Linked DNA regions of Mus musculus: all the other regions are linked to region 1. A link is a loop called in an ENCODE intact Hi-C map of the cell type or tissue named here. Cell type or tissue: heart. All regions are shown on one strand. Region 1 holds the start of Sgcd (sarcoglycan, delta (dystrophin-associated glycoprotein)). Region 2 overlaps Sgcd (sarcoglycan, delta (dystrophin-associated glycoprotein)). Region 3 overlaps Sgcd (sarcoglycan, delta (dystrophin-associated glycoprotein)). Region 4 overlaps Sgcd (sarcoglycan, delta (dystrophin-associated glycoprotein)).

Region 1 (8,000 bases):
AATTTCCTGGAAAATCCCAACATAGATTATAAAATAATGCATCTAGGCTCCATCAGAAGAGAGTAGTCCAAAGCCATTCCTTTTCAGTTGGCTGCAGGTTTTATAAAGCCAGACTTGTCAGGAACAGCATTTGTCAGGAATGTCTTCTGTTGGCAAACATATAATTCCCTGGATGTGGGCCCTTGGATTCTCAAGCTTAGATTAGCAAAGATCCCATTGGAACTCCTTCTCCTAGTTCAAAAATCTCTAGGTCTCAGTCTGTGAGTTAAACTTGCCTATGCACTCGCCCTTTGAGTGATAAAACCCCACTTTCTGGGCCTCCAACAGCAGATTGACTAATGTCATGGCAGTTCTTGGCTTTTAGAGTGTTATTAGATAATGTGTATAATAAATCTATCAACTATCTGTCTGTCATCCATCACCTACCTATCCATCATTGGATCTGTCACCAATTAGCTATCAATTCTAACTATGTATCTCCTTAACTATTCCTTCTATGTATCTATCATCCATCTTTTCTACCATCTACTTATCTCTCTCCAAATCTCTGTCTCTGTAACTAGCTACCAATCTATTTATCTATTATCTCTCTGCCCTCCCTCTTGTCTGTCTGTTGATTATCTATGTATTTTATCTTCTTACCTAGCCTATCTATTTATCTTCTATTTATTTTATCATTATCATGAATTTAGTCTACCAATCATTTATCTCCTTTCTCTATCTCTGTGTCTTTCTGGACCAATATATATACTATCACTTCTCTCTGCGATATCTATCTATCTATCTATCTTCTAACCTAATTTCTATTCTTTCTCTCTCCACATCACACTTTGTGTCTTTGTCTCTGTCACCTGTCTTCTAGCTACCCTTTATATCTCTGCATCTATCACAATCTTCTCTCAGTCCTATATCTCTGAAGAAAAAAAAGAACATTTATTTTTGCTCTAAAAAAGCTCATATAGCATCATCTTCTTTTTCAAAACTTTGTTTTAATAAAGTAGGTCTAGCAGAGCCTGGAATAGCTACATTCCAGTAGTGACTTGTTCATGTCCACCTGGTCCCTTCACTCAGTGTTCCTGCAGGAATAGCTCTGCAAGGAATACAGGCTAAAATAAGGCCCCAGAAGCCTCTTCTCTCCTGCTTCGGAAATCTGAGCCCTCTGGGTAATGCTATTCTTACAAAATGGGCTTTCTGATTACTTCCAGAAGGCATTGCAGGGTAGGCTGACCATAATGTTTCTCCTTGTGAGGAAGGTAAAACAGCCTCCTGCACTGAGGCTGTGAGTTACCTTCATGGGAAGGCCAGCAGAGCAGTGTCTGGTAGATTCTATTAAGTGTGCTAATTTCCTAGGCAGAGATCTCCCTCTGTGCCCCATGTTAATTTTGCCCAGCTCTGTCCTTACTGGGTCCACCTCTGTATCAGATTTCTTTTTCTCTGCCTCTTTCTTCCCCGGACTCCTCCTTTCAAATTACAAGAGAGTTTGAGATTCTCTCTTGAAAAGAGAAACTACAGTTTCTTCCCAGTTTGGGCACTGCTCCGCACGAGCACAATCCTGCAACCCAGAGTTGCTATGTCACGCCTCTTTCTGCAGAAAGCTTGACACGTACTAAATTTAGAGGGGGATGACATTCTAGATCACTCTGTCTCTGTTACTGGCAGTGGGTGCCTGGCTATGGTTCAGCTTAGTTACTAATCTGCCCGGGCACCAGAAAAGAGAGCCATGGTCCAGCTTGACTTCTAACTGCCCTCCCTCGCCTGTAGGGAGTCCTGAAATTCTTTAAGCTGCCCCACCCTGCCCCACCCTACCCAACTCTACCCCTCCTGAAACAAGGATGAAGTTTATAAGGAAAACATGTGTGAGCCACAGCTCAAGACTGAGAAAGCCAGCTGTCAGTCATAGAACCGATTCCATCCTCCAAAAACAAAACTATGAGCAAAGTACCAGCTGCTAGTCTGAAAAGTCTATCCCCAGCATGGACTTCTGCTTTACTCCTCTTAGGTCCAGGATTGGAGAAAGTGAGACATCTCAACATCTACCCCTCTCCATTCAGTACTAACAATAGCCTCTTGGACCCGGACTTAAACTCACCCCGTCTTCTAAGAGAAGCAACCATAAGGTCTAGTGGCTCTGTGCTAATGACCTAGTATTCAAGGACTTTCCTCTGTTTTCCCTAGGCAGGCTCTTGCCCAAGTCTCCTCTGGACTTGCTATGGACTGATCACCAAGTTAGCCCTAAAACTGGATGGATGAGCTTTAGTCCAAACTTGTCTGAGCTGAGCTAAGCTCTTAAAGATAGTAACACTGCATGGCTTGTCTTCTAAATACATACACAGAAAGGAGCAATGTAGTAGTCCCAGGAAGGCTATTTATTATATGTATTACAATATAGTGTATATGTATTACAATATAGTGTACATATATGAGAAAGAACAAAAATTGAAGAGGAAAGGCAAGATTCTCTTCTGCTAAAAACTAGTCAACATTTTTAATGCACTGGTTTTAGGGAAAAATAAAACGGAGCAATCGATAGAACATTCACACTATTTGCCTCTATTCTTAACAATGATTTTTCAAAAATAAATGACTGTTTTATGCTATTGCTCTATTATCTGTTATAAAATATAGAAACATTTACTAAACTACAGGTTATTTCTTCCACCAAGTAAAAGGCAGAATAACAATCCAGCATATTTCTACACAAATATATTACTGCTACTCAAACCTCACATAAGAAAGTCAAAGACACATTCGAAAATTAAACACCAGGAAGCCTTACACACATCTGTTCCTACAAAAAAAAAAAAAAAAAAAAGTGTATTCCAAAATAAAAACTTCCAACTCTGATTCCCTCCAAAAGCAGAGAACGGTTTCCTGCTTGGAACACCCCCTTTAAAAATCCCTGAAGCATTCAAAACCGGAATGTCTTCATGGGAGATTATCTTTGCAGTCAAACGAGTGTCCCGTGAAGCAGAAAGGGAAACTTCCAGAGCGCTGGAAGAGGGTGTCAACACAGGAATCCACACACTTTTCCTTCCCCAGTGCTGTTAGCTGTGCAGTGCTAACTTTCAAAAGTGCCTGGGTGCTGTTGAAACTCAGATCTTAAGGGCCCTTTGCGGGCAGACAAAGCTTAGAAGCACCCAGTCCCTCTGCCCAGGTGATGAGCTGAAATGTGTTCATTCACACGTACACACGCGGCCTCTCCCCACCCCTGAATCCCCCAGTGTTGGTGAACGAACAGCAGACAGGGCTCAGGAAGCTAGGCTGGTAAGGCAAGAGCTGCACGGTCCCCTACCTCTCTTGTCTGTTTCACAGAGTGGCGGATGAGAGTCCCCCGTGGTCCCGGGGAAAGCTGAGAGGCTCTGATGGAGGCGGCCACTCAGCCCGCCCCCGTGAGCAGGCCCTGCCTGCGCTCAGGAGCTGCCCCAGTCAGATTTTCCAGCCGCACAACTGCAGCCAAGTCCCTGCCCATGCCTGAAGAATTTCCTGAACAGCATTCCCGCTCTCTCACTGCCTGCTTTGAAACCCTACTCTGCCTCTACTTCGATCCGGTTTTGTCAAGCTGACTCCCAGCTACTGGGCTGTCTCCAGATATCAATGGGAAACACGTGTGTCAAACACAGCCTAGCTTTCCTTGCAAGAGCGCTCATGGCGTCTGTCGGCTGGGTTCACACTCACAGAAAGAAGGCTGCTTCTAGAAACTGGATTTCCCAGACATTCTGTACACAAACTTTGCTCTGGGTACTAGATGCAGTAGACATGCCATCCCTCCCTCCCCCGACCCCCAGTTCAACATTGTCTCTTTGTACCTTGCCTGTTCCACGTGGATTGTGGAATTCCCCCACTGCCTGGGGTAAGCCCCCTGTGTTTCCCTCTTCCAGACCTTAATAACAAACCGACTGCAGCGAAGAGATATAAATTCTAACTCCATCTTCCTCTCTGGCCCTTCCTAAGTTTTTGCTTAAAATTTCAGTTGCTGGGGAAGCAATATTTTTAGCATTTCCAGTTCCGTCCTCCCAAGTTGTCTCCTCCACCTGATTCCTGCTGCATCTATCTCTGCAGCAACTAAAAATAATGCAATTATTTTCCTCAGACACTTCTGATACTTTTTGCTCTAAAGCTGTGCAGGTAACATGGTACTGGCTGTAACGTTTTACATGCTGTGACAACTCTGTTAAAGTGACAGGAAAAGAAAAGAACCTGGGACCAGAATGCATACTACATCTGTGAAGCTGTAATTTTCTCTTTCCTGGGTGGCATTCCCTCAAGATGTTGTGGGTACCTCCTGCTGGGTTTTGTGGTCTACCTTTGACATTTTCTCTTTCCTATCATAAAAAAAGGAGACAAATCTCAAAACACATGTGCTTCCAAAGGGAAGCTACCTATATCTGGTAAGCCAAAGCAACGTTTTCAACTTAATGTTCCAGAAAACAGGTTAAAGAGAAACATTTGGTGTATGAGTTTTGTTGTTTTGTTTTGTGTTAACATTTAAATCACACACATCAACATTTTTCTCTTTCTTTCCTCCTTCTTTTCCTCCCTCTTTGTTTGTTTGTTTGTTTGTTTCTGTCTTCCCATTTTCTTACCAGATTTAAAAACTATTTATATGTTCTTGAGTGGGCTGCTGTAGATCTTAGAACTCACTGGCGTTCAGGGTTTGGCATCAGATTGTGTTGAATCTTCTCAGCATAATTAAGTTTTTGCCTTGGGAAGCATGGTGGGCATTCCTGCAAGCATGCATGCCAGTGTGTGTGTGTATTCAGGCACATGTGGTGAGACACACCCATACATCTGAGGTCATGGTATAATAATTATAGAGCCAGAGAACTTAGAGACTGTTCAATACAAATAGTTTCCAACCTTCATCTTACACAGAGAAACCCAGGCCTAGGGAGATGAGATGATTCATCCGGAGTTGCGAAGACAGTTATTGCCAGAGCTGATGCTGGCAAAGGCACCCTGTGTCCCTGTCATGTGTGCTCTTTCTACTGTTGTGTATTCTGGGAAGGTTATACCACCCAGCTTTCAGGTGAGCAGCCTTCAATCAATTCTGAGTATAACTGTTTCTCTCCTCTAACTAGCGGTCCCAGCTGTAGGTTCTAGTCAATTTGTTTAAATACTTTGGGCCTTGGTTTTTGTCAATGGTGAATTAAAATTAATAATTCTACCTTATAGGAGTAGTTACCCATTTATTGAGGAAAATCCAGGTGACTGACACATTTACAACAGTGCTATAAATCACTTAAGTTTCTTTGTTGTTTTGGTGGAGTAAAACCTAGACCCCCCCCTTCTTCTTTTTTTTTAAATCTGAATTCTGTCGCTATTTTCTGCTGTCTCAAGAGGGCATATCAACTCAAGCACAGGAAACTGCCCCGATGTTTAAGTTGGAACAATAAGCCAGCCATGCAGCTACTCTTCATTCATTACCAGAGCACGGGAGTCTTTCCTCCAGGTTAACCCGTAGGAAAGGCACAGTGAGAATCAAATCCATAGTGAGTCCTGGGAGGCTGAACCAAGAGCTGTCCAGAGACTTCGACTTCAGCACGAAGCTCAGAACAATAGTTCACAGTTGCAATGCCCACATTCAGAAACAGCTCCATCCCCAAGGGCCAGCAGCAAGGTGAAATCCCCACATGGAGAGAGAAACCATTCAGAGGAAACAGCTGCTACAAATCCTAAAGAATTGGATGTTTATTTGTGGATTTCTTTCTACTGCCTTTGTCTTAGTGGTGACGGCGCGCGCCCAGTGCTTAATTAAGCTGTGTGCCGCTTCCTCCAGCAGAATGAAAGATGGAGTTTAAACAGTTCTTAATGTTGAGTGGTTTACCAATGTTTAAGTTATTAAAGACAGGGCAACCCACTGGGAAAACAGGCTCACAGTTTTAGGTTCTTAATTTTTATATGATGAGTGTTGTGTAAAATAACTGGGGGGGGGGGTGTGTGGCTAGTGTAGCACCCAGTAAATGTTTAAATTACCTAATTGCAGCTAGTGTTTAATACTCCAGGGTTCCCTTCGCAAAGGATGGTAGAACTCATTCCTCAGTCTCCTTCTCTTGAGTAGTTCTTGAGTAGTCCTCGATTACAGCAGATAGAATTCATTCAAATTAGCCAAAAGGAAAAAAAAGGGGGAGCGGGGTGGGGAATGTACTAAATTAACAACTGTGAGTCTGCATGCAGTCCTGAAGCATGAGAAGAGCCAGGAGGATGCTGTCAAGGTTTTGCCCTCTCTTCCACTAGGCTTCTCTTGGCTCCAATGTCATCTCTGTTCTGGGCAGTGAGGCATTCCCAGCTGCTTCACTTTCACTGAGAAAAATTCCAGGTCTTTCACCTCAAAGGGATCCCTCTATTAGGTCCACCTTGATCCACATGATCACTGCCAAACAAGTCTCTGACCACACAGATAGGGTCAACAACCTGGCCATATTCGTCTCACATGATACACTGGTAGGCTAAAGGAAAATAGTCAGAGCCATCAGAGCCATGGGTTGAGTAGACTTATCAAGGGATTGGGGGGGGGGAGAGTAGAATGTCCACTAACGTGCTAGGAAGGGCTTAGGGAGATGGATTAGTGGATAAGTGGTCTTCCTCTAGAAGCATGGGGTCCTGAATTCAACTCCCTACAGTCATGTGAAAAGTCAGTCAAGGATCCCAGGATGCTAGCTTACCCTAGTGTTTGGAATTGGGTAGGGTGATCTCTGGGGCTTGCTGGCAGCCAGCCTAGCTTTAGATTCAGGTTACTCCATTGAGGAAAGGTCTTACTGAGACCTGTCAGGTTACTGATTGAGATCCTGTTTCCATGGAGTCAGGGAGAATGATAGGGCACCGAATAATATCCTCCTATAGTCTTTTCACCCATATATTACACACACACACACACACACACACACACCCCACAATAGAAAAACAATAAAGTGAGAAGTGCTAAGAGAATAACAATATACCCTAACCGCTTTTCCATGGGAAGTCTTCTTTTTTTATTATTTTCTTTATTTATGTTTCAAATGCTATCCAGAAAGTTCCCTATACCCTCCCTGCTCCCCTACTCACCCACTCCCATGTCTTAGCCCTGGCATTCCCCTGTACTGGGGTATATAAAGTTTGCAAGACCTAGGGGCCTCTCTTCCCAATGATGGCCAACTAGGCCATCTTCTGCTATATATACAGCTAGAGACACAAGCTCTGGGGATACTGGTTAGTTCATATTGTTGTTCCACCTATGGGGTTGCAGACCCCTTCAGCTCCTTGGGTATTTTCTCTAGCTCCTCCATTGGGGACCCTGTGTTCCATCCTATAGATGACTGTGAGCACCCACTTCTATATTTGCCAGGCACTGGCATAGCCTCACATGAGACAGCTATATCAGGGTCCCTTCAGCAAAATCTTGCTGGCATATGCAATAGTGTCTGGGTTTGGTGGCTGATTATGGAACAGATCCCTGGGTGGGGTAGTCTCTGGATGGTCCATTCTTTCCTTTTAGCTCCAAACTTTGCCTATGTAATTCCTTCCATGGGTATTCTGGGGAAGTCTTCTTGGAATAGTGTAAGGCAATGTTTAGTCAGAAGATGAAAAAAGAGCTTATCATGCTCAAGCCAAAACAATTGAATTCAACTTAGTTAAATGAGTAGCAGGCTATTAAGAGAGCAGCCTGGTGCCCCATTTTATCTGAGGGTTTATTTTGCAAACAGTGCCCAGTGAGGAGGCACACCCTGTTTGAATCTGCAGAATAGACTGGGCCACTTTCCAATGGCCAGAGGTAATCAGTTGATTTTGAAGAGACATTTTTTGTGTAAGAATTTGGGGCTACTTATGGCTCTGTGACAAACTAATGGCACACACATTATGAGAGTATCTTTATTGGCAAGACATACTGAAGTCACCTACAGTTTTGAAAATTCAGTTTTCCACGTACTACATCGGGAAGGCTTCTTAAGATCAGTCATTATCTTGAGAAGAAATTGATATAGAAGTGAGTAGCTGAATGGAACTCATTGCAAACACCCTTT
Region 2 (8,000 bases), 85 kb before region 1:
TCCAAAACTCAATGACAAATTTTTATCAAATTAATTGTTATTACTATTAATATTGAGATAATATAATAAATACATCATTTCTCCATTCCCTTTCCTTCCTCCAAACATTCCTAGTTGCTGATGCTCTATTCTGCCCCTGGAAACCATAAAAAAAACTTGCCAAATGGGTACTGGGGGTCGCTGCCTCTCCTTCAGGTCTGGGACGACCCCAGTACACTGGAACAATAAATTTCTCTTGCTTTTTGCATTGATCCCAGCTCCATGTGATTCACTCAGGGGATGCCCCTATGGTAAGCTAAGGCTCCCTGAGTCTTACATAGGTATGCAGTTAGGGCAATTAAGATCCAAGAAGTCCATCAGGGTGGATCCTCCATATCTGAATCCTGATGGCTTTATAAAAAGGCAGACAGAGACTAGAAGAGTCACACCGTGTCACATCTGTCACCATGTAACGTGTTTCATGCTGTCCAGGTTCTACCAGCAAGATGAAACTATTTGTTATACAAAACTGAGTTTTACATACTTAAGAAAAAGCCATCTAACCTAGTCCTGCCTTCTTCAAGATGCTTCTTAGATGCTGCAGGTGAAAAGCCAGCTAAGGTTGGACCTGGGATGACAGCTGCTTGGTCAGAAGTGATTTGAATTTAAAGAGATAGAAAGCAGGAGAGGAAAAAAAGGTTTGCCACATCCCAGGGGAGAACAGCAGTGGAGGGATGTCCCCACAGTGACTCAGCATTAAAGAACTCACTTAGGAGGTAAGACATGGCTCATGAAAACGTCGTTGGTGTAGGAGGCAAGAGAAAGGCCCATTCCTCTGACACATTACCAAGCCTTCTAGAAAATACATGTTCCTGGGACAACAGTTTCCTTGACAAACACTAAGACTTTCAGAGTTCTGCACCAAAGGCAGTATGGACAGACAGCGTGCCTGTGGAGGTGAAGCTACGACATGTACTTCTATCATGGTCAGTTGAAGGGAAGGGAGGCAAAATCTTTATATTATTTGGCCTCAGTTCTCAGAATTCCAGGGAAAGGTTGAGCTATCAGAGAACATGTTGCCCCTCCTCCCTTGGTGGTTTTTATCTTTTCCCCGAGAACTGGGAAAAATCATCTCAAGAGACCAGGCTGAGAAGGCTCGGCTGACTCCATGACAGACTTCACATTGGCAGTTAAGGATTCTAGGCCTAAATCTCTGTTTTGAAGAACTAGGCAATTCCACATAAGTCCAGACCTCAGAGGCTGCTCTGACATCTGGCTTGAGGCCAGGACAATGGGTCAGCAGCCGTTCCAGACCTTCCTCAGCAAGTTTCCAGCCCCCACACTCCAGTAATGGAAGGTCCATAGAGATGGACCTAACAAATTAACATAGAGGTCACCTACCCCGGAATTCCCTGCAAGCTTACTTGGGTGTCTCTCTCTTTTCTGGTAATAGGAGACCTCAGCATGCTGGGCTTCTGCAGAATAAAACACTCTTTGCATTTACACACTATTTGAGTCCAGTATTATTCTTCGGCAAATCATTGACCCTTACACAGACATTTAACTATCTAAGCTGCAGGTGAATGACAAGACCTAGATCAGTTCTTAAGAAGCAATGGGGATTGCATCTAAGAAGCAAAATGCTCCTGCAATGGAGTCTGTGCTTCTAGATGCTGGCAGAGACACAGGAAGGAAGCAGGACAAGTCCTTTGTAGAGAATACCACACAGCAGACCATGCTTGGCCTTATGTATTCCTTATCTCACTGTGAGGCAGGAAGTTGGGTGAAATGTGAGGAGTAAATGACCTGCCCAGGGCTCCCACACAATAAGGAATATAGCTAAGATTCAAACTCTCTAGTGCCTTAGCCTTAGGCCTTTGCTCAAACTCAGCAGAGCCCACGTTCTATAAAATCATTTTCTTTGGACTATGGCAACAGAATTATGGAAAATTCAACAAAGGGTGATCCAGAGGCATCCATTAGAGGTCACCTTGGCCTGGAGTTTGCAGTCTCTTGTCATGGTACTAGGCTGTGAGCTGTGTTGCTCTGGCATCCTCTCTGTAGGTGGCAATAGGAGGATAAAAGGGTTGGAGGAAGGAGGGATGAAATATGCTATGGGTTTGCAGTTTGGTGCTATAGTTAGGCAACAGAGTAGACAAATTTAAAGTTTCTGAAACAGTTATTCTAAACACATATAAAACCCTGACAGGAGTCTATCTTTGCTATCTTTTCCAAAATTAAAGGCTGTAGAATAAAAGAGTTGCCATGGAAAAACCACATGGGTCTTCATTTATTTGTAGATTTACCATATGATCCAGCAATTCCACCTCTAGGAGCTATACCAAGACGACTGGGAAGCAGGGACTCAGACAGATATCCAGAACACCTGATACATTACCAGGCGCTGATGGCTGAGAAAAATGGGATTTGTGCATGTGAAAGGGTATTCTATCAGAAAATGGATTTGAATCCCCACAGTCCAGTTTGAATTTTGAATGAGAATTCCTGAAAAGAAGTTGTGTCTAGCTGAGAAGACTCTGCAGAGACTGGTGGACTGACTAAAATGTCAGTATTGCAGAGAGATTGGAGTTCTGTAGGTCCCCAACGTTAATTAATTTGTCTTGGGCTAGTTTCAGCCTTCTGGAACAGCCATTTCTTTCCCCACTCTGTATCTGAACGAACACTTCATGATAAATACAAACCTCTTAGAAGCTATTAACTTAACAGAGCACTGGTTTCCACTGTTCTAAAAGCTAAAAATTCTGTTAGATAACATCTTAGGCCTATACAAAGCACATGAAACTCAAGAAGAATGAAGACCAAAGTGTGGACACTTTGCCCCTTCTTAGAATTGGGAACAAAACACCCATGGAAGGAGTTACAGAGACAAAGTTTGGAGCTGAGACAAAAGGATGGACCATCTAGAGACTACCATATCCGGGATCCATCCCATAATCAGCCTCCAAATGCAGACCCCATTGCATACACTAGCAAGATTTTGCTGAAAGGACCCTGCATAACTGTCTCTTGTGAAACTATGCTGGGGCCTAGCAAACACAGAAGTGGATGCTCACAGTCAGCTATTGGATGGATCACAGGGCCCCCAATGGAGGAGCTAGAGAAAGTATCCAAGGAGCTAAAGGGATCTGCAACCCTATAGGTGGAACAACAATATGAACTCACTAGTACCCCCCAGAGCTCGTGTCTCTAGCTGCGTATGTATCAGAAGATGGCCTATCCGGCCATCAGTGGAAAGAGAGGACCATTGGTCATGCAAACTTTATATGCCTTAGTACAGGGGAACGCCAGGGCCAAGAAGTGGGAGTGGGTGGGTAGGGGAGTGGGGGGGGTATGGGGGACTTTGGGGATAGCATTGGAAATGTAAATGAGGAAAATACCTAATAAAAAAATAAAAAAAAAGAATAGCTCCTTCAGTCTCATTGTACCTGCCTGTTCAGTTTGCCCACCAATCTATTTAAAACTTATCTCAATTGTATGTCTTTGTTCTGTAAAACTATAAACACCCTGATAAAGTGCTTTCATACTGGGACATGGACTTTGGTGGTATCCTAAATCTGTGTTCCTGATATGAGAGGCAGTTATGTTTTAACTTTTAATTATTGTGCCTTTAAGTCCCTTGCCCAAGTATAGATACTTCCTGAAATGCTGCCTATTGTTTATAGGAGATAACAGGCCACAAGTTTTCACCCCCAAACAAGTTTGTTTAACTCAACTGCACTAGATATGCTTATTCACATGCAGGCAAGAGGTATGCGAGCATGAAATATGTCAGGGTATATGCTTGCCTCTGACTGGGTGTAGGCAGGGTTGTACTCAGTCAGGAAGTATGTCAGGATATATGCTTGCTCCTGATTTGGCCTGATGGGAAATATTGTGGCCTTATGGGTTTGTCTTTTTAATCCTCTGCAAAATGTGACTCATCACCACTTTCTGCAGCCCAGAAATGGACCTGGCTCCAAACTTTGCACTGTAACTCCTTTCATGGGTATTTTGTTCCCTATTCTAAGGAGGAATGAAGAATCTACCCATTGGTCTTCCCTCTTCTTGATTTTCTTGTGTTTTGCAAATTGTATCTTGGGTGTTCTATGTTTCTGGGCTAATATCCACTTACCAGTGAGTGCATATCTAATGACTTCTTTTGTGATTGGGTTACCTCACTAAGGATGATATCCTCCAGATACATCCATTTGTCCAAGAATTTCATAAATTCATTGTTTTTAATAGCTGAGTAGTACTCCGTTGTGTAAATGTACCACATTTTCTGTATCTATTCCTCGGTTGAGGGACATCTGTGTTCTTTCCAGCTTCTGGCTATTATAAATAAGACTGCTATGAACATAGTGGAGCATGTGTTCTTATTACCAGTTGGAACTTCTTCTGGGTATATGCCCAGTACAGGGGAATGCCAGGGCCAAGAAGCAGAAGTGGATGAGTAGGGAAGCAGGGCAGGGGGAGGGTATAGTGAACTTTCAGGAGAGCATTTGAAATTTGAAATGTATATAAAGAAAATATCTAATAAAAAATTGAAAAAAAAAAGAAAAAGGAAATGGACCTGGCATTATCCTGGCAAGTATTTAATTAAAGCTTGTTTCAAATCTGGCTCAAAATTTTGGTAGTGGTCTTATTCTCTCTCAGTGGAATTAACACTGGGCCATGTTCACTCAAAATAGCTGCAGACTAAATTCTCTCTTAGTCCCTTTAAGATGAGAACTGCGGTTTTTATGTCAACAGACTGCCCTCTGAAGATGTCATTTAGCTTAAATAACTCAGACACAAGAGGGAGATGCAGTATAATTCTCTGCATACAAACCGTATCCAAGGAAGTCAAACTCATGTAGACAGAGAGAAATGCAGAGTTGCCAGGGACTGCAGACAGAAGCACTGAGTGATCCTTAAAATGGTGCAACATTCTAGATGGAGCTAGAAGGTAGTGATGTGCACGCCCTTACTACCATTGAACCCTTACATTCTTGAAGACAATTAAAATACCAAATTTTATGTTACGCAATGTTATTTAAAATGGAGCCATGAAGGCATGGCAGGAGTGACTAGTGGCTAATGATCATCTCCCAAGTTTCTGGCATGTTTCTGACTTATATGAAGTTCTCAATACATCTGTAAGTGACACAACTGACTCAGGTCCAATCTTGTAGAGTCCAGTACTCCTGGATTTCTTTGTCACAGGGTCCTGTGTTTTGATAGATCATTTCATGTCTCTTGGCTGTGTTTGTAAACTGTCCTCTGGGTAAGCCTGTCCTAAGCTATAGAGGCCCTACAAAGGCCCAATCATATCAGCCAATAAAGGAACAAGAGCAGGTACCACGCCCTCAATGAATAATGAGTCAATACTAACATGCCAGGATTAACCACTCTATAATGAGGTAGAAATTTCTGGTTTCTTTGGAGACTCAGTTGTGTCATGTGATGTTTTTCTGGAAGCTGTCTTCTGCGAGGGTGTTTTGCTAAGGCAGACGCTTGAGAGGACATGTGATGTTTGGAAAGAGTATAAGTATAACCCAACAGACAGTGAACAACATTCTTGCATTGGCTTTGCTGGACGTTGCTTGTTGTGACTTCATAGACAGAAATGCACCAAAAAACATCTTGTGATATTCTAGTTGCTTCTTGCTACTTTTGTGGTCTTGTGCCAACTTGGTAGCGCCTCCAGGCTTCTTCTGGATCAAACTACTGCTAACAGTTTGTTCTTGGTGTTTGCTGATTGGACTGAACTGCCATTACTGATTGTGTTTGGTGTTGCCTGAATGGACTAGATTGCTGTTACTGATTCATGTTTGGAATTGCCCTTAAAGAACTACTCCTAAATAGGTTCTTATTCTCCTTGTCCTATTAACCATCTTTCTCTCCTATTTTTGGATGGTGGGCTAGAAGGAAAGTTGAAGTGTTTAAGAACCCTTATTTAAGTAGCTTATGAAAGCCCAAAGCTTTTAAAACCCTGGGCACTGTTTGTTATAATAATTTTTTAAATCTGTTTTTTTTTTTTCTTCCCCAGCCAAGGCTCCCATGAGAGTAATTAATTGTTATTAAATGCCTAGCCATAAGCTTTGGCTTATTCTCAGACTAGCTCCTAACTTACTTAACCCGTTTAAACTATTCTGTCTACTACCTAGTTAGTTGGCTCTGCTGCCGTCCCAGCTACTTCTTCACTCACATCTCCTCTGAGTCTCCCTCAGCATCTCCTTGAATTCAGCTACCTGATAGTATAAGGCCATTTCTCCAGTCCATCACCTCAAGACTCTCCCTGTGTTTCGCTTTTATCTCTATTTCCCAGAATCCTCACTCTTCCTGCAAGTGTCTTACCTCCCATTTCCTGCCTCAGTTCATTGGCCATTGGATTTTTTACTGGCAGGTGATGTTTATAAGAGATTCTCTCTATAATATACAGGAAAGATTTATTCTTTGAAATTATCCATGGTACCTTAAGACATACAGACTTTCCAGTTCCGCCTGGTCATCTTCATCAACCTGGGAACTTGTTAAAAATATATACTCTGTGACATCACTTCTTCATAGCTGGTTTAATAGGTGTGTGAGGTGTCCTGGGATTCTGAATTTTGGTTTATTTGCTTAAGCTACTATGCAAATAATATTGGAAACTTGTATTACCTCATATGTATGTCTTGTTTCAAATTAGCTCAGAAGACATATGAGTGCAAGAATTATTTCCTATATATTTTATTCCTCACCTATAGTGTCTATGAAATTAATAACCATTGAACTAAGTCATCAGTTTTCCCATAAGCATAAGAAGACTTCATCTGGTGCGGGATGACCATATGGCAACTCATACTATGCCAACATCATAAACATAGAGACCCAAATGTAGCTCTTCATACTTATGCAATATTAGCAGGGGTTGATTATCCCTTTAGGTCCACATCTGTTCTTTCAAATACTTGGAAGTTATAAGTGTTATGAATAGCACATTTTAAATCACAGGAAAGTCCAAGAGGCAAAATGAAGCCTGCTGGCAGGGCCAAGCAATGTGTATTTAAAGAGGCACAGCTGTGGATACAGCACATGGGAAGTGCTTTAAGTAGAAGTAATGTCACTGATTTGTGCTATAAACAGTTCTTTTCCAAGCAGTATAGGTTGATATTAAATCAACTTTAGGACAAGAGGAGTGGTTGATTTTTGTGATAGTCCCAATTCTGCCTTTACTATTTTGAAATTAAATCTCAATTCTGTCAACATTATCACATTACTTATATTCCCAGAGGTTCAGATATTCATTTTTTTGAAAACTGAGGATGTACTAGTTTATAATTCACTGGCACTTGAGTATATAGTAGGTCAGCATCTTCAAGTTGCTATGACTCTAGGTTGAAGAAGGCCTTTTGGAGTGTAACATATTTGAAAAATGATATAAAGTGCATTTCTTTCCTGTGAGTGACAAAGCATATCTCCATAGTAGCTCAAGAGGGAATGCAGCTAGACTATTATTGCCAGAATTATTAGAGAACTTGTGAAAAATGAGGGTTTTTAGGCAGTCTCTTCAATCATTAATTCTGAGGAATGGGATCTAGAAAAGTGATATCTTACTGTATAGTACAGGCTGGCCTGGAACTTACTATGTAGCCCAAGCTGTCTTAATACATATATGTTCACCTCTTGAGTGCTGGGATTGTAGAAATGAGCTTCTTCATTCAGCTTGCAAAGTATGTTTTTATAACACTTAAGATGAGCCTGACAGGTACCACAGTTTGAGAACTATATTACGCTGTTCATGATCCAAAGAGACCCAAGAGGAAGGTCTTCAAAATATGGATAGTTAAGCAACCCATGTATGTATGTGTATACATATATATGTAAATAAGGCCCTTGTACCTCTGTTCATGAAGCATTTATCAAATTCTATAATACTGTAGTCCATGAGTTACATATCAGAAATTACTACCTCAAAATATATATTAAAAACTCAACAAAACAAAATTGCATTATATTAGATGTTATATTCCTGGAATAGGGTGGTAACATTTGAC
Region 3 (8,000 bases), 350 kb before region 1:
GATGATGTCAGGTCGCAGAAATATTTCCCTTGAAGAGCACAGGCATGGATACTGTTAATGTCTTCCATGGCATTTGGGTTGGCACAGATTTATAATATTCCTAGCAATATCTGCTACAGTTTGAATATACACCCCTGCCATGAGGTCATATTCCAGAAACTCCATGCTCATGGTTATATTAATGCTATTTGAGGGTGGGACTTTGAGGTTGTAATTAGACTTAGTTGGGGTCATGAGGGTAGGGGCACTATAATTTCCTTAGTGGCCTTAAAGAAGAGAGAGAAAGTCATAGATTCTTCCACATAATAATAAATATTCCTGTATTTCCTACCATCTAGAATCAGGAGACAGATATTTATGCTGTGTGTGTGTGTGTGTGTGTGTGTGTGTGTGTGTGTGAGAGAGAGAGAGAGAGAGAGAGAGAGAGAGAGATGCTGGGAACTAAATATAAGTCTCATGTCCATTAGATAGGCAGTCTACTATTGAAAAGAAACTTTCATTCTTTATATTTTCTTCAGCTCTAGTATTCTGTTATAGCAAATAACAATAAACACCTGAGACATGCAAGAGGTTGGAGGGAGCAAAGAAGGGAAGAAATGTCATTAGATTTAATTACAATAAAAACCAAACAACATAGTAAGATATCATCTAAATTTACAGAAAGTAATAAATGAATAACCAATAGAAACAAATATTTATTATCATTACTATTTCTATTATTATACTGAAATCCTCTGATTTTTGATGATGTACTCAAAGTTGCAAACAATTCATGTTTTTGGTTAATCTGTGAACAAATACTTTTATAAATGTATCTAGATTGAGTGATAGTATTTTTATATTATGTTTCCTGGAATATACATGACTTCTTAGTTTACAACCATTCTTCCCATTATGCTAACAAACTGATTCTGGATTCTGTGCCAACAACTTCAAGTAAAGAATGGGAGAAAGATGAAGTCAATAGAACAGTCAAGTCAAAAAGCCTGGCTTAGCACATAAACAATGGGCTCTAAAAGATCAGGTGAACAGTCAAAAGTAACACATCCCCAGAGCATATGGAGCTCTCTAGATGAAGGGAGAAAAGAGTATATGAGACAGGAGGAAGAGAGTTTAATCTATGAGTTTAGTCAACTAGAAATTTCTTGTTGGGAGTAATAGCATGCTAAGGCTGCTGGGAGAAAGTTAAGTCCTTGGCCAGGCATGGTGGACCCTGTCTGCAATCCCAGCACTTGAGAGGTTGAAGCAGAAGGATTGCCATGACTTCAATACCAGAGAGAGATACATACTAAATTCAAGGCCAGCCTGGGCTACAGTATTAGATTCTACCTCTTGAAACAGCATGGGCCTTAGTACCTCTTTCCAGTCTCTAGTCGTGTTTCAGAGCAGGAGGCGCCCATCTTTGGCAGGAGGAATCTGGTAGCAGAGGGAACACAAATTTTGTACCTGTGTCCCAGAAAAGAACGCCAGGATCTGCACATGTTTTAGATCTTAGCTTTGGCCCTCAAATAGACATGTTATTGGAAGGTAGGGGTGATGAAGCATTTGGGAGGTGGAGTTCATTAGGTGTGGACCCTTGAAAAGTATTGAGGATACTGCTTACTTCCTGGATACCATGAGGTGAACATCTTTGCTTTATAATAGGTGTCTTACCCAAGATGCTCTATCTCATCATGAGCTAAATGGAAGGGGCCACATGACCATGAACTGAAAGCCTGAGTCAAGATAGATATTGTCTTCTATTAACCTGTTTATCTTCAGTGTTTTGTCACAGCAGTCAGAGGTTGACTCATACCAATCACAAGAAGAAATAAAATCCTTTGGGAATCTAACAAACTGGGTGGCTGTTGTTTGTTCCTCTGAGCATGCCACTAAAATAAGCAAAAGGAAAGAGGAACATGGCCTAGATCATGGGGAGACTGTTAGAAATTATGGCTGGGAACAGAAGTATGTAGAATATCTTGCCAGGATCAAGGGCTAAAGAGAAAAAGACACAGCTAGCAGGCCAGATAACAGTGTAGGTAGAGAAGAATAGGAACTCTTCTATGATCTTTTGTTTGTTGTTTCATGAGACAAAATCTTATAGTCCAGGCTGGCCTTGAATTAAGTATATATCTCAGGCTGGTATTGAACTCCTGGCAATCCTTCTGTTTCAGCCTCTGAAGTACTGGGTTGCAGACAGGGTCCACCATGCCTGGTTAAGGACTTAATATTTCTTACCCAGAAGCCTTAGCGTCTTATTACTCCCATCATAACTGAGACACATAATCAGAGAGAGGAGTAACGGAATGCTGTTTTGAATTAACTGGTAATAAATTCATGTTATCTAAAAAGCTAGGGAACATACATAAAAGTCTTATCTTTTCATTCCATCATTGGCTAGAAGTTATATTGCTATTGCTATGCATATAATTTAAGATTCTGTACCCAGATCATAGATGACACACTAAACTACATGCCCTTCATAGAAATGGAGAAAAATAAGGGATTAAATATATCCTTCAAGTGACTTTTACTTCAGAATTTCTTACAGAACTGAATGTGATTGCAGCAGGTTGATTGAAGTATTTTAGTATACACATTTGAACTCACCCTGAATAAAAACAAAATAGCAGCGAAGGGCAAGATCTAAGTCACATCACCATTAAAGGTCTGGCCAAGGCACAACATCAAATACTAGAGCCCTGTGAAGAAAGTTGATAAGGGACTATTTCACAGCTGTGATCAGAGAGCAATGACAGAGAGTCATTTTTGAGAACTAAGTGAATCCCAGGCAGAAGCAATGACAGCTATTCACTCATAGCTCGGTGCCAATGCCAAATTTTTCTCATTAGCGCAGTCTATATACTTCTGACCTTCAGATGGGAGGAGCTGAAAAGGCTACTTGTAGATTCTAGGGTAACCATATTTCAGATGGTATAACTTTCTTTTTAAATCTTAAGGTAGGATGCTGCAATGCAAGAATTCAGCATGTCAGTGGCTTTAGAGAATCAGCTGGTACCAGAGCAGAAGGAAAGGGACAGCAGAGGGAGCAATGGCTCTTACAGCTCTTGTTGGGCAGTAGCATGAGGAAGTTCAATCAGGCAAAGTACAACTCTGTAATCTTTTTATTTTAAATGTTCAACCACAACTGATCATTTCTCCTGACAAGAGCAGGTCAATGTTAAGTCTCTTCTATACAATTTATGATAATAACTATTTTCATAAAGATTTATTCTTTGTTATCATTTATGTTTATGCCTGTGTATGTATATATTTATACATTTGCATATGGTACACAAGAGGGCCAGAAGAGGGCATCAGATTCACCTGTAGTATGAGTTACAGATGGCTGAGGCCTGCTCCACATGACTGGCAGAAGTAATACTCTTAATAACTGAGTTAGCTTTCCAGCCAAATACTCACATCTATTCTTGTAAATGAATTTTACAGCCTCAGCTATAAAATTATTACAATAAGGAGATGGCCCAATTTATAAATTAGAACTTGAATTTGTAAGAGTAAAAGTACCTACTTAGATTAGCTTTTCAGTCCAGGAAGATGTCTGTCAGAGCATCTGGAAATTTTAGTTTCTGACCAGTGTAAGCCAAAATAAGATGCACAGATGATCAATTAAAGACACAAGTATTGAAGAAGCTGAAAGGGAGAGTGACGCCATAGGAAGATCAGCAGTCTCAACTAATCCAGACCCCAGGATATTCCCAGAGACTGAGCCACCAGCCAGAAGTTTATAGGACTGGCTCAAGGACTCTCGCGCATATAAAACAGAGATCTGCCTGATTTGGCCTCAATGGGAGGAGAGACTTGAGGCCCTGCAGAAGGGGAGGCCTAGGTGGGGGAGGGAAGCAACTTTTTGGAGGCAAGGGGGAGGAGGAATGGAATGAGGAACTGGGGGGGGGGTAGAGACTGAGAAGGAGCAACAACGGGAATGTAAATAAATAAAGTAATTTTAAAAAACCAACTGGAATGTTATTTCTTCTTATCTAAACCGTCCATAACATTTCTAAAAGCAGGCAGATATGATTTTGAGATGACTGTTTCAGAATTTTTTATGTGTACGTCTTCAGTGATGGTCATCCCTTTATAAAAAAGAACGTCAGGAGATAGCTATATCCAGCTCCTGTCAGCAAGCACTTATTGGCTTCCACAATAGTGTCTGGGTTTGTTGGTTGTATATGGGATGGATCCCCAGGTGGGGCAATCTCTGGATGGTCTTTCCTTCAGTCTCTGCTCTACACTTTGTTTCTGTATCTCCTCCCCTGAGTATTTTGTCCCCCCTTCTAAGAAGGATAGAAGTATCCACACTTTGGTCTTCCTTCTTCTTTTTTTTTCTCTTATTAGCTCAATATTTTATTTCTTTTTTATTTTATTTCATTTTATTAGATATTTTCTCTATTTACATTTCAAATGCTATCCCAAAAGTTCCCTATACATTCCCCCACGCCCTGCTCCCCTACCCACCCACTCCCACTTCTTGGCCCTGGCATTCCCCTGTACTGGGGCATATAAAGTTTGCAAGACCTAGGGGCCTCTCTTCCCAATGATGGCCGACTAGGCCATCTTCTGCTACATATGCAGTTAGAGACATGAGCTCTGGGTGTAGTTCCATACATTTACCTAAGAATTTCATGAAGTCATTGTTTTTAATAGCTGAGTAGTACTCCATTGTGTAAATGAACCACATTTTCCATATCCATTTCTCTGTTGAAGGATATATGGGTGCTTTCCAGCGTCTGGCTATTATAAATAAGGCTGCTAGCCGGGTGTGGTGGTGCACACCTTTAATCCCAGCACTCGGGAGGCAGAGGCAGGCAGATTTCTAAGTTCGAGGCCAGCCTGGTCTACAAAGTGAGTTCCAGGACAGTCAGGGCTATACAGGGAAACCCTGTCTCAAAAAACAAAACAAAACAAACAAACAAACAAACAAACAAACAAAAGGCTGTTATAAACATAGTGGAGCATATGTCCTTGTTACATGTTGGAGCATCTTTTGGATATGCCCAGGAGTGGTATAGCTGGATCCTCTCCTCAAGTATAGCTGTCCCCTGAGAGCTGAGCCTAACAAATACAGGCTCCCAGCCAACGATTGGACTGAGCTTGGGGTCCCCAATGGAGGAGTTAGAGAAAAGTCTAAAGGAGCTGAAGGGGTTTGAAGCCCCATAGGAGGAACAACAATATCAATCAACCATACCCCTCAGAGATCGCAGAAACTAAACCACCAACCAAAGAGGGACCTATGACTCCAGTCGCATGTGGATGGACTTGTTGGACATCGAGGAGAGGAGAGGAGAGGAGAGGAGAGGAGAGGAGAGGAGAGGAGAGGAGAGGTCCTTGGTCCTTTGAAGGCTTGATGCCCCAGTATAGGGGAATGACAGTCCAGAGAAGTGGGAATGGGTGAGTGGGTGGGGGGAACACCCTCATAGAAGAAGCAGGGATAAAATAAGGTGTTTTCAGAGGGGAAACCAGGAAAGGGGATAACACTTGAAATGTAAATAAAGAAAATAAAAAAAAAAGATACAAAAGAGTGTCATTCAGAAAACATTTATGACAAGTCCCCTGCCTCTAATTCTCAGTGAATTAAAAATATACACTAATGAGAGATACACAGTTCCACTCTCACTTATTTTCATGGTGCTATGCAATTTGGAACACATTAAGAACAACATAAATGTGAAGAGGTGGTTTTCTATCTTATAACTGATTGATCAGTTACTACCTGTTCTCTTCACTGTGATAAGTCTATTTAGTGATTTGAGAAATCCTAGAGTTGAACTTCAAGATAAAACAAAACTCTTTAAGTAGTAGAATGACACCTTTGATTTTTGCCTACCCATTGTTCATTTCCTGTTCGTTGAGTTACACCAGTGTACTAAGTTAGGTGACTTAGGGTTCACCCTCACAGATTAATCCTACCACTCTGCACACTGTGTTTGTGGCCACTGATTACTGGTTTAGGAATGTACTAGGACATAATAACAGCTGTCTTAGACAATGTTGAGAACAAATTACTTCTCTTTCCTTCTTGTAGTGAGCTAAAGGATGGTAAGGAACCTGCAGGCATCTTTAACAGGTTTGTGGAAACCTTTCTTATGGATAGAATCTACATAGGGGAAAAATGGATCTTGAAGGTAGATTGAATTGAGAATTATAATTATATAAGTGAACTCTCCAAATCCAGAAGTGTCCAAAGTACTGGTCCATGGATTTAACATTCTTTATTGTGGGTCTGTCTGTATGATAGACATAGTCATGCCTTCCAGGGCTCAATGCTAACGGTCAAGAATGGTTTGAAGTCAGCATGTACCATTCAGTCCACGTGAAGGGAAACATCATAAATCTATGGTTTACAGAGTTCTTGCTGTCCCTGAGGCATTAAGTGAGACAGAAGAGTATATTGGTATAAATTTTATAATACCTTGACTTCACTATTTTTTAATTTTTTTCCTCCGGGGCTTTCTTAAACTGAGAATTCCTTACCTGTATTTTTAAGGACTAACTTTGTGCCTAGAACAAATTATATCCATCATAAATGTTTGAGCAAAAGAATGACTGAATGTTGCTTAGAGGAGGTACGACTTGAGGATGGCACCGAAGTATGGCTGAACATGCCATACTTTGCTTCAACCAGTTTTTACGACACGGACTACAGAGTGCCATTCATAAAGTCTTCCAGCTGCCAGTTCGGAAATGACTTTGATAAAGGAAGGAAAGGGAAGTAAATCTAAGCCGAGAGAATGGCTTGAGTCCACAGAAATGAAAGAATGTGGAAACACAAAGGAATCTGTTTCTAGTTCCAGAGTGACTTGCTATAGATTCTTATATTGCTTTTTTTTTTCTTGTATTGCTATTGTTGCAAGGTATGCTTTTCCTAGTTGCCAGCAACCAAGAAGAACTGACTTCTCAGCTTACTTTTATGCTCACAAAGATACAGGAAGAAAGCATGAGGGTCCTGAATCACAGAAAAAACATATCACTTCCCGCAAAAAAGCATTAGCCATTGACAGTAGCATAGCTATCAGTCTGCCCCACAAACTCATGGGCTAGTGTAGCACAGATGTGCCCTAATGGATACCTTCAAATACTGTGACCTGTGCAAAGGAGCGACACAAGACTGTGCATGTGTATATGTGTTACAGGGAATCAAATTCACGGCCTTATGTATCCTAGGCAAACCATTCCCTCACTAAGCCACATCCCTAGCCCCAAATCTGTTTTTAATGAGCAGTAATTTGCTTGTCTTTTGTTCCAGAAACAGTTTTCCTATAAGAATCAATAAGCACTTGCTAGCTACCCCTAGTGCTGCAGGGAGACAGTCCAGTCTCTTTATATTTTCAAGTTATTAACTATATAAACGAGCTTGAGAAGAGAGTCTGGAGTAAAAGGCAGTCTGTGCTTCCCTAGGAAAACATGCAGATACACAAGAGTTCTATGACATCCTTCTTTTTACCATAGTAACATGGGGGTGAGGAAAGTAAATTTGAGTTTAACATTTAAGCCTGAGTGTCATAATCCTTGGATATTTAACTTTCCCTCAAATAGAATTTCTGCCACACCATAAAGAGAAGTTACATAAAGTCCATTTCACTTTGAAGCTGCCCAAGGAATGAAAAGCAAAAATTATATTGCTTTTTATTTTGAATCATTTTACAAGGGGAATTAGATTCTTTTGGCTTTGGCTATATTAGGATGAATTTCAATGTATCTATTCCTGAATGTGTTTGGATTAACGTGGGCTGGAAAAGTAACCATGGTTTTTAATGGACCATTAGCTTGATGCCCCCAGTAGAATTTAATGGTAAAAAAGAAAAAAAAAACAATATTGATTTGAGGAGCAAGGTGTTACTTTGCAGCTGGGAAATGAATGTGGTATGTGTGTGTGGGAGAACATTTACACTCTTGGGTGCAGAAACTTAACAAAAGGAGAAAGCTGGAACGACATGTCTGACGGGAACTATAGTAATCTGGTGGGCCTTAGATGCTGTTTAAAAAAGCAATCAAGT
Region 4 (8,000 bases), 130 kb before region 1:
CTGATCACTGGGACCGGCTCAGTAGAAGGGATAAACAGACCCTGGAATGTTGCTCTTTGACCTGCGTGCCATGGTACATGTGGATGCAGGATAAAATTAATACCTACAATTCTTAAATGTTATAAAATAATGGTCACACCTATTCTCAGTTTCTCTTCTTCTCCTAACTCAATGTAGCTTTCTTCATAACTGGCTGTGTCCATGACACCTTTTTATTTTGTCTTTTATCTTCTTTCAATATACTTTACTTTTCCAGTGTCTTAGTGTCTTCAGGGAATGAATATATATATATATATAAATCTGGGTAACACCTATTTTTTTCGACAAAATCAATTTCATTTGGCTTGAAGGAAGACAGGATTCTATACCTGTGTCTGCTGGGGTTTAGGGGCTGGAGCTCAAGACCTTCTTTGACCTATGTCATCCATTTGGCATGGATTTTTCTCAGGCCAAGCATGTCACAAGCATTGAGAATATCAGGCTAGAATAGCAGCGCTTTGGCTTTTATCACAATCATATTTTTATAGGAGCTCCTGGACATTGGAGCCCATGCTTATGGACTTTTCTATTTCTAGAAACTGGCACACGACATGGAAATAACCTTACACATCCCCCAAGCTTGATGACGGAATGAATAAAATATTCTAGGTCACATTATGGTAAAAGTAGTATGCGTGTCTTTATGCTATGAGTTTTCCATGCGATTTTACACAGGTATTTCTCTTCAATTTGCAGAGTGAGACAGTTTGTAGGCACTAGATGATGCCAGTTTGCAGACGAGCCCAGGGATATTACATGAGTAATTTCTGCTGCCTGCAGTTCAGGAAGGGCTTTTAGGCCAGGCATGCCAGCTCCTTATAGATACCATTGCCATATGTGGCCTCACTCTCAGTGTGAGAGGAAGGAAAATACCAATACAGTAATAACGTTATGTTTTATATGTAAATATATAGTGCATGTATTGAACATTTACATCTCTTTGCCATGCAAATGTGTATACATGTCTCCTTGTACATAGACACACATATGTGAATATAGGTGTGTGTATGTGTTTACCCCATGAGCTGGGACTGGGTAATGCCTTCACCATTCTCTATTGTACTGAGATAGAACCTCTCCCTCTGCCTAAAAGTTACCCATTTGGTAATCTAGATACCTTGCTTGTCCAGGGATCCCTGTCTCCTCTTTCTGAGTCCTGGGATTCCAAAGGGTCGGCGGATGCTGGGGATTATATCTCCAGTCCTGACACTTGCATGAAAAGTTCTTTACCCATGAAGCCATTTCTTGAGCTCCAGAAAGTTATTCTTTTTCTTTTTCTCTTTCATCTGAAAGATTTCATTTTGTATTGTCTCTCATCCCCAAGTGACGAAAACATACTTTAAAAGCAGGGTTTTTAGTTTTTAACCTTTGACTGTGGCTCTCAATTTGCTAAGAATGTGGAAGTACATCTCTGAATCTGGACTTTTTGTCAATGTCCAACACTGTTGCTGAAGATTCCAAAAGGGTGGTGTAGAGATTAAAACCTATAAGGCGTGATACAGACAAATACAATGGACATAACTCAGCGGACACTAAGATATGGGCAGCCACACAATTCCCTCTAGAGGTTTCTGGGTCAGAGTTGTCAATGATAGGGGCTGGAGACAGCAGTTTCCAGGGTAACCTTTCAGTTCAGGCCACTCAGTGGCAACGGAAGTATTCATCAGTGAGCGTTCCGCAGAACGCCCTGCTTACATTCTGCTGGAACATTCATTGGGCTATTACCAAGAACGCTAATGCTCTCAATTACACCTAAATTAAGATAAAGCAGTAACCTAGTTACTGTAAAAGTGGTTTTATTTATAGACAGCAATTTAATCTTTAATATGCAACCGCCATCTGTAAAACTACTTACCCCATCTATCCCATTTATGTCTTTATTATCCTCTTGTAAAAACACATGGAACATTCTTGGTTATAGATGCGAAATGAGTTCTTTCTCTAACACTTTTTAAAGCTTAGAAATGTTGATGTAATTACACTGGATAGATACATTTTCCTGCTGAATATCCTTCATCCATTATATCCTGTAATGAAATTAACCACAATCTCTCCGGAAAGGAAGGGAAAAGCTATTTATGATCACTGAAAAGATGAACAGGATCTTTTCTGTTTCCTCCACCATAGAAGCATTTGTTTGGGTAGAAGAAAGATGAGGGGGGAGGGGTGGAGATCGGGAAGGCACAGAGAGTCTCCTGTGTTCTGAACTGTCAACCTTTTCAAGCAAATCGTTTCTTCAAAGCAAGTAAGCTTTTAAACACACCCAGTCAGCTTGGGGCCTTCAGCAAGCATTTCAGGAAGTCCAGCTTTGAGATTGCAAGATGCCCTCAGTATCAAGACACATTTAGATGGCTGTTTTTAAAAAAATGTATTCTCTTATATATTACATCAAGACCATAGTTTCCCCACCCTCCTCTCTTCCCCACCTCCCTCTCTCCATCCACTCCTCCTCCTGTTTCCCTTCAGAAAAGGGCAGGACTCCCAGGGATATCAACCAAACATGGCATATCAAGTTGCAATAAGACGAGGCACCTCTTCTCATATTAAAACTGGATGAGGCTACTCAGTAGGAGGAAATAGTCCCAATAATAGGTAAAAGTGTCAGAAACAGAGTCTGTTTTATTTTTGGAGGAGTCCCACAAAACACTGAGTTACACAACGTTAACATATACTCAGAGGGCCTAGGTTAGAGCCATGCAAGCTCCCCAATTGCCAGTTCAATTCTAGTGAGCTCCTATGAGTCCAGGCTTGTTGATTCCCTGGGTTTTCTTGTGATGTTCTTGAACCTTCTGGCTTCTACACAATACTTCCTCTCTTTCTTCTACAGGAATTACTGAATTCTATCTAATGCTCTGCATCTGTTTCCATCAGTTGCTCTTTGATGCATCAGAGGCTCATGGAGCCTCTTTGACGGTGATTCTACAGGGTTCCTATTGAGCTCTGCCCAGTGTTTGGCCGTGGGACTCTGCATCTGAGCTTAAATCTTATGTCAAATCTCACCCATGAATACTGAGAGACTTAAATATCCCACTCGCACCAATGGACATGACATCCAGACAAAATAAACATAGCAATAAGGGAGCTAAGAGATGTGATGACTCACATAGACTAAAAGATATCTACAGAATATTTCTCCCAAACACAAAAGAATTTATCTTCTCAGCACCTCATAGAACATCCTCAAAAACTGAGCACATACTCTGTCACAAAGCAAGTCTCAACAGATACAGTAAAGTTGAAATAACCCCACCCCCACTCTGTATATCCTATTAGCAACAAAATCGATATCAGCAACAACAGAAGCCAAGGGAAAGCCTGCAAACGCAGGGAAACAGAACTACTCCCTACTGAACAACGATGGAATCAAGGCAGAAATAAAGAAAGAAATTAAAGGCTTCCTAGAATTCAATAAAAATGAATGCAAAACATATTCAAACTTATGGCATACAAGGAAAGTGGTGCTAAGAGGAAAGTTTATAGTACTAGGTGCCTTCATAATGAAGTTGGAGAGATATCATGCTAACAACTCAGCCACATACATAGAAGTTCTAGAACACCAAAAAAGAATCCTCCCTGGTTTGTAACCTTACCACTCAAGAGAGGCAGCTACTCGGCCTCTTAAGTTGCCTTTGGTCATGGTGTTTTATCCAGTGATTCACTGATGAAAACCACATACAGTCATTTATGAATTCATTGTAGTAAAACAATTTAGCTGTGTAATCTTGCAAGGGTCTGTGAAATTATTACTACCATCTATAAGAGTAGTCTCAAGTTTTAGCAATTTTTTATCATAAGGAAATCTCTAAGAAGGTGGGAAAAGTTACACATATAGAAGTTTACATCCTTCCTAAGATAGATCCATTCCCTCTGATGGTCCATCACAGCTATTTCTTTCAAAACCACTATGTAAAACTTAAGATCATTTCATTTTCTTCTTTATTATCTCCTCCACCGAAATGACAGTATGGTGATTTAGACTGTCCCGCCTGAGGATTTATCCCAGATACAGTCACCAAACTCCAGCACTATTGTGGATGCTAAGAAATGCTTGCTGAGAGGAGCCTGATATAGCTGTTTCTTGAGAGGCCCTGCCAGATCCTTACAAATACAGAGTCAGATGCTCGGATGCTAGCAGCCAAACATTGCACTGAGTGTGGGATCCCCAATGGAGGAGTTAGAGAAAGGACTGAAGGAGCTGAAGGGGTTTGCAACCACATAGGAAAAAACAATAATGTCAACCAGCCAGACTCTCCCCCCCCCCCCCCAGAGCTCCCAGGGACTAAGCCACCAACCAAGGAGTACACATGGCTCCAGCTGCATATGTAGCAGAGGACGACCTTGTCAGGCATCAATGGGAGGAGAGGTCCTTGGGCCTATCAAGACTTGATGCCCCAGTATAGGGCAGGGAGTCAGGAGTGGGTGGGGGTGGAGGGGTGGGTAGAGAAGCACTCTCATAGAAGCAGGGGGAAGGAGAGATGGGATGGGGGGCGTTCGGGAGGGGAGAAAATAGGGTAAGGGGACACTTGAAATGTAAATAAATTAAAATAAATAAAAAATAAAATAAAATAAAATAAAATAAAATAATGTCCCTCATCGGCTCATGTCTTGGAATATTGATTCCAGGTTCATGGAGATCTTTGGGGGATGTCATGAGTTCTTTAGGAGGCAGAGTCTCACTGGAAGAGGTACATCACTGAGGACAAGTTTTAAAAATTTCTAGCTTTACCTCACTTCCTGTTAGCAGTCTGCTTTCTACACACGTAGGTAGATAAGATCACTCAGCTTCCTGCTCTGTCCACCTGCCCCCATGCCTCTTGCACAACTATTATGGACTCTTCTGGAACTGTTATCCCAGATAAAGACTTTCTTCCTTAAATTGCCTTTGGTCATGGTATTTTATCACAGCAGCAAAAGGTCACTAATATCGACAGGGACACTTTCTCTTACTCTGTGTCTTTATCCTCCAGTACTTTGCATGACATTCCATTTAAGGCTGAGTGCTGAAAATATCTTAGTAACCTAGCAAATAAAGCCCAAAGCATTTCTAAGGAGAATACAAAGAGCTTTTACATACATGAGCATCTAAAGGGAAATTGTCATGCAGTAGCATAAAGGATAGTTATAAGGATGACTTGCAAACTCTGGAACCGATTACCTTATAATAGAAAGAGTTAGGCAGAAAACTGTTAAGTGTACCACAGACTGACACACACTCTTGTTTCTTTGAATTGTATCACATGGCTTGCTCACTTTGTCTTCCAGAAAGTGAAGTGATTGTAAAGCCACTAGAATATTTACTGCACTGTGGTCTTTTCATTGCATGATTTAAAAAGTGACTCCTAGAGATGGGTGTGTGTGTGAAAGGTCCAGGGATGAAGAATGGTGGACCTGGGCACCAATGAGTATAAACAGAGTCCTTCCAAAACTACTGCTCACAGCCTCCGTGGTTAGGGCTACTTTTGGAGAACTGTCAACCACAACACAGCCTGATCTGAATACATTTCATCACCCTAGAGAACACAGAGAAGCAACATATAATTTCCCTATCCAGACAAACAACCCTACTTCCCCACAGTGAGGTAACTTTACTCTTTTTTATCCCTGTGCACTCTGTTAGGTTGTAATTGTCCCCTAAGAAACAACACCATCACTTGAGGCACAAATTGGTTGTGGGTTGCAGGTGCTTTCTGTTCTCCATCAAGGGCTTGCTTCTTCTCCGTGAGGAAGAGGAGTAAACCTTCCAGTCCAGAAACTTCTCTCAGGATAGTGCACACATGTTAACATTCCTTCCACCCAAATCAACTACGACTACTGAGAACCACTAGCCTACTTGTGGTACTCATGGAGTATATGAAGTTAACTCCCAAAGTCTGACAGCATGGTTCTGCTAAGTTGAGGAGAGCTGAAGTAAAGCAATGGCCTTGGCTGGATATTACACAAATCTATAAGCAGGATTACTCTGTACCTCTCCAGGTGACTAGAAGACACACAGAACTGCATGGCAATGGTGAATTTTGATTGAATAAAATACAGATTTATCTGGGCAATCATCTTTCAATTAGTTACACTAAAAGAAGACCACTTAAATAGTGCAGAGCCACTCAAGGTGGAGATTATTATACATTTCTAATTCCTTACTATATGTACTGATGAGCAAAGAATAAGGAGCTGATTATTAATAACATCGATAATGATGATAACATTTTCAAGCCTGAACTATGTATCAAGTGCTTTATAAATGTATTAATGAGATGTCCTCAGGAGGGAGATAATCATTGTCTTTACTGAAAAAGAAATGATGACACTTTTAGTAACTCACTCCAGGGATTTGCCACTGGAAGGACATGGTAGATTTAAGCAGAGGTCTATTTGTTTTAAAAGCCATACCTGTGACCAGTGTGGTACACCTGATAGGATATACTTTCCATAGCCTCAGGGTAAAGAGCTCAAATGGGTCAGCTTTGAAGAAATTGTTCAAGCCCATGCTCAACTAAATATGTCTTGGCCCAATCAATCACAGGGCCTAAAACCCCTGCAGTGACTCTTAAAGCTTGTTATAAAGTTAACAACTTAACAAGTCCATTAAAGAAGATATCGCAACAAACAGATAAAACTAAAGGGAATAATCTCAATGAATTTTACTCCAGCCAAACTAAAACCAAGTATGCTTTAAAGGCCTTCAGCTGCAGCTGGAGACATGGCTCAGAGGTTAAGAACACTGGCTGCTTCCCCAGAAGACACAACTTCAGTTCCCAGCACCCACGAGGTGGCTCATAACCATCTGTAACTCTTGTTCTGGGGGTTTTAACACTATCTTCTGCCACTTCCAGGCACTGGGCTCATACATAGTACACTGACAAGTGTAGGGAAACACCCATCTGCATAAAGTAAAACAAATAAATAATTAAAGGGAACCAGCAATGAGTTGTAAAGAAGCTGGACAGAGTAGCAGACGCTTATCATCTCAGTACTTGACAGAAGATTGTGAGTTGGAGTCTAGCATAAGCTGTATATCAGGACCCTGGTTTAAAGCAACAGAAAACCAACTCACAGAATGAGGGCAAATATTTACAATCTGTGTATCTCATATGGATCTAGTTTCCAGAATTCATAAAGCGGTTTTGAAACTTAAAAAAAATATTTTAAAAGGCATTTAACCAAAGGTAATATACCAAAACAGGAAATAATACTCAAAAGTATTAATCATTGCAGAAATGCAAATAGAAACTAAAATAATGTATTATTTCATAGCGACTAGGGAAGACAATTATGATGACAATGATAAATTATAAGTACTGATAGTGAGGGTATAAAACAATTGGAAACTTTTTGTGTCTCTGAATGAATGCAAACCAATAGTGCCCAATGGGAAGCAGGTTGCAGGTCATTACTAAGTTAAATAAAGAGACTCAATGCCTCAAAAATCAAAGAACTGAATATATTTGTCATCATGCAAATCCACACACCGACTTTCACATCAGTAGTCTGGAAATGACAGAGAACTCAAATGTACATTATTGACAATCAGATACACTGCAGGTCCAGTCATACGAAGGAAAACTAATGAGCCAAAAGGGTGAATTTGGTATAGGTAGGTGAATCATTATGGCAAGTGAAAGAAGCCGGGCTCAACAAAGAAGTTAGAGACGACACACTTCCATCTACCTAAGAGATTTGGAATATGTAAATCCATAGGACTTGGGTGCACATGGCAGTCACCAGTGGCTGAAGGGAGAAGAAAGTGAAAGTCAGCCTGGTGGACATAAAGTTTCCTTTAGAGGTGAGAAAAATGCATGGGAACTAGATATGGCAGTTAGACAACATCCTGAACATACTAAAAAGTATCAAATTATTTACTTTAAAATGTTTACTTTATACACAACATAAAATTTATTCTTAATTAAAAACAAGGGCCCTGAAATTCTATTGAGTAGATTTCCTGTGAGTCCTGAACCTCAAAT

What was found. A loop is a pair of places that touch in the nucleus more often than their neighbours do. Peaks named below come from ENCODE experiments on the same cell type or tissue, not always from the same donor. Only the 100,000 strongest peaks of a DNase experiment are listed, where the experiment ranks them.
Region 2: it touches region 1 in a loop (2.6-fold over the local background); 2 of 42 quality-filtered maps call a loop at or near these places.
Region 3: it touches region 1 in a loop (2.0-fold over the local background); 6 of 42 quality-filtered maps call a loop at or near these places.
Region 4: it touches region 1 in a loop (4-fold over the local background); 5 of 42 quality-filtered maps call a loop at or near these places.

Annotation. Positions count from the first base shown.
Region 1 is chr11:47,375,962-47,383,961 of GRCm38, forward strand. It overlaps Sgcd (sarcoglycan, delta (dystrophin-associated glycoprotein)), which reads right to left and starts at 3,364. Exons shown (of 8, transcript NM_011891.5): 1 at 3,293-3,364. In heart, no CTCF peak of the experiment used is centred here; DNase peaks (open chromatin) are centred at 1,700 and 3,430; H3K4me3 peaks cover 2,403 bases; H3K27ac peaks cover 2,997 bases.
Region 2 is chr11:47,291,152-47,299,151 of GRCm38, forward strand. The region is part of intron 2 of Sgcd (sarcoglycan, delta (dystrophin-associated glycoprotein)); the gene reads right to left. Among named protein-coding and RNA genes, the nearest start is that of Sgcd, 84 kb to the right of the region's middle. In heart, a CTCF peak has its summit at 4,762 (motif pointing right); no DNase peak of the experiment used is centred here.
Region 3 is chr11:47,022,242-47,030,241 of GRCm38, forward strand. The region is part of intron 6 of Sgcd (sarcoglycan, delta (dystrophin-associated glycoprotein)); the gene reads right to left. Among named protein-coding and RNA genes, the nearest start is that of Timd4, 220 kb to the left of the region's middle. In heart, a CTCF peak has its summit at 3,028 (motif pointing right); no DNase peak of the experiment used is centred here.
Region 4 is chr11:47,248,845-47,256,844 of GRCm38, forward strand. All of the region lies in intron 2 of Sgcd (sarcoglycan, delta (dystrophin-associated glycoprotein)), which reads right to left. Among named protein-coding and RNA genes, the nearest start is that of Sgcd, 130 kb to the right of the region's middle. In heart, no CTCF peak of the experiment used is centred here; no DNase peak of the experiment used is centred here.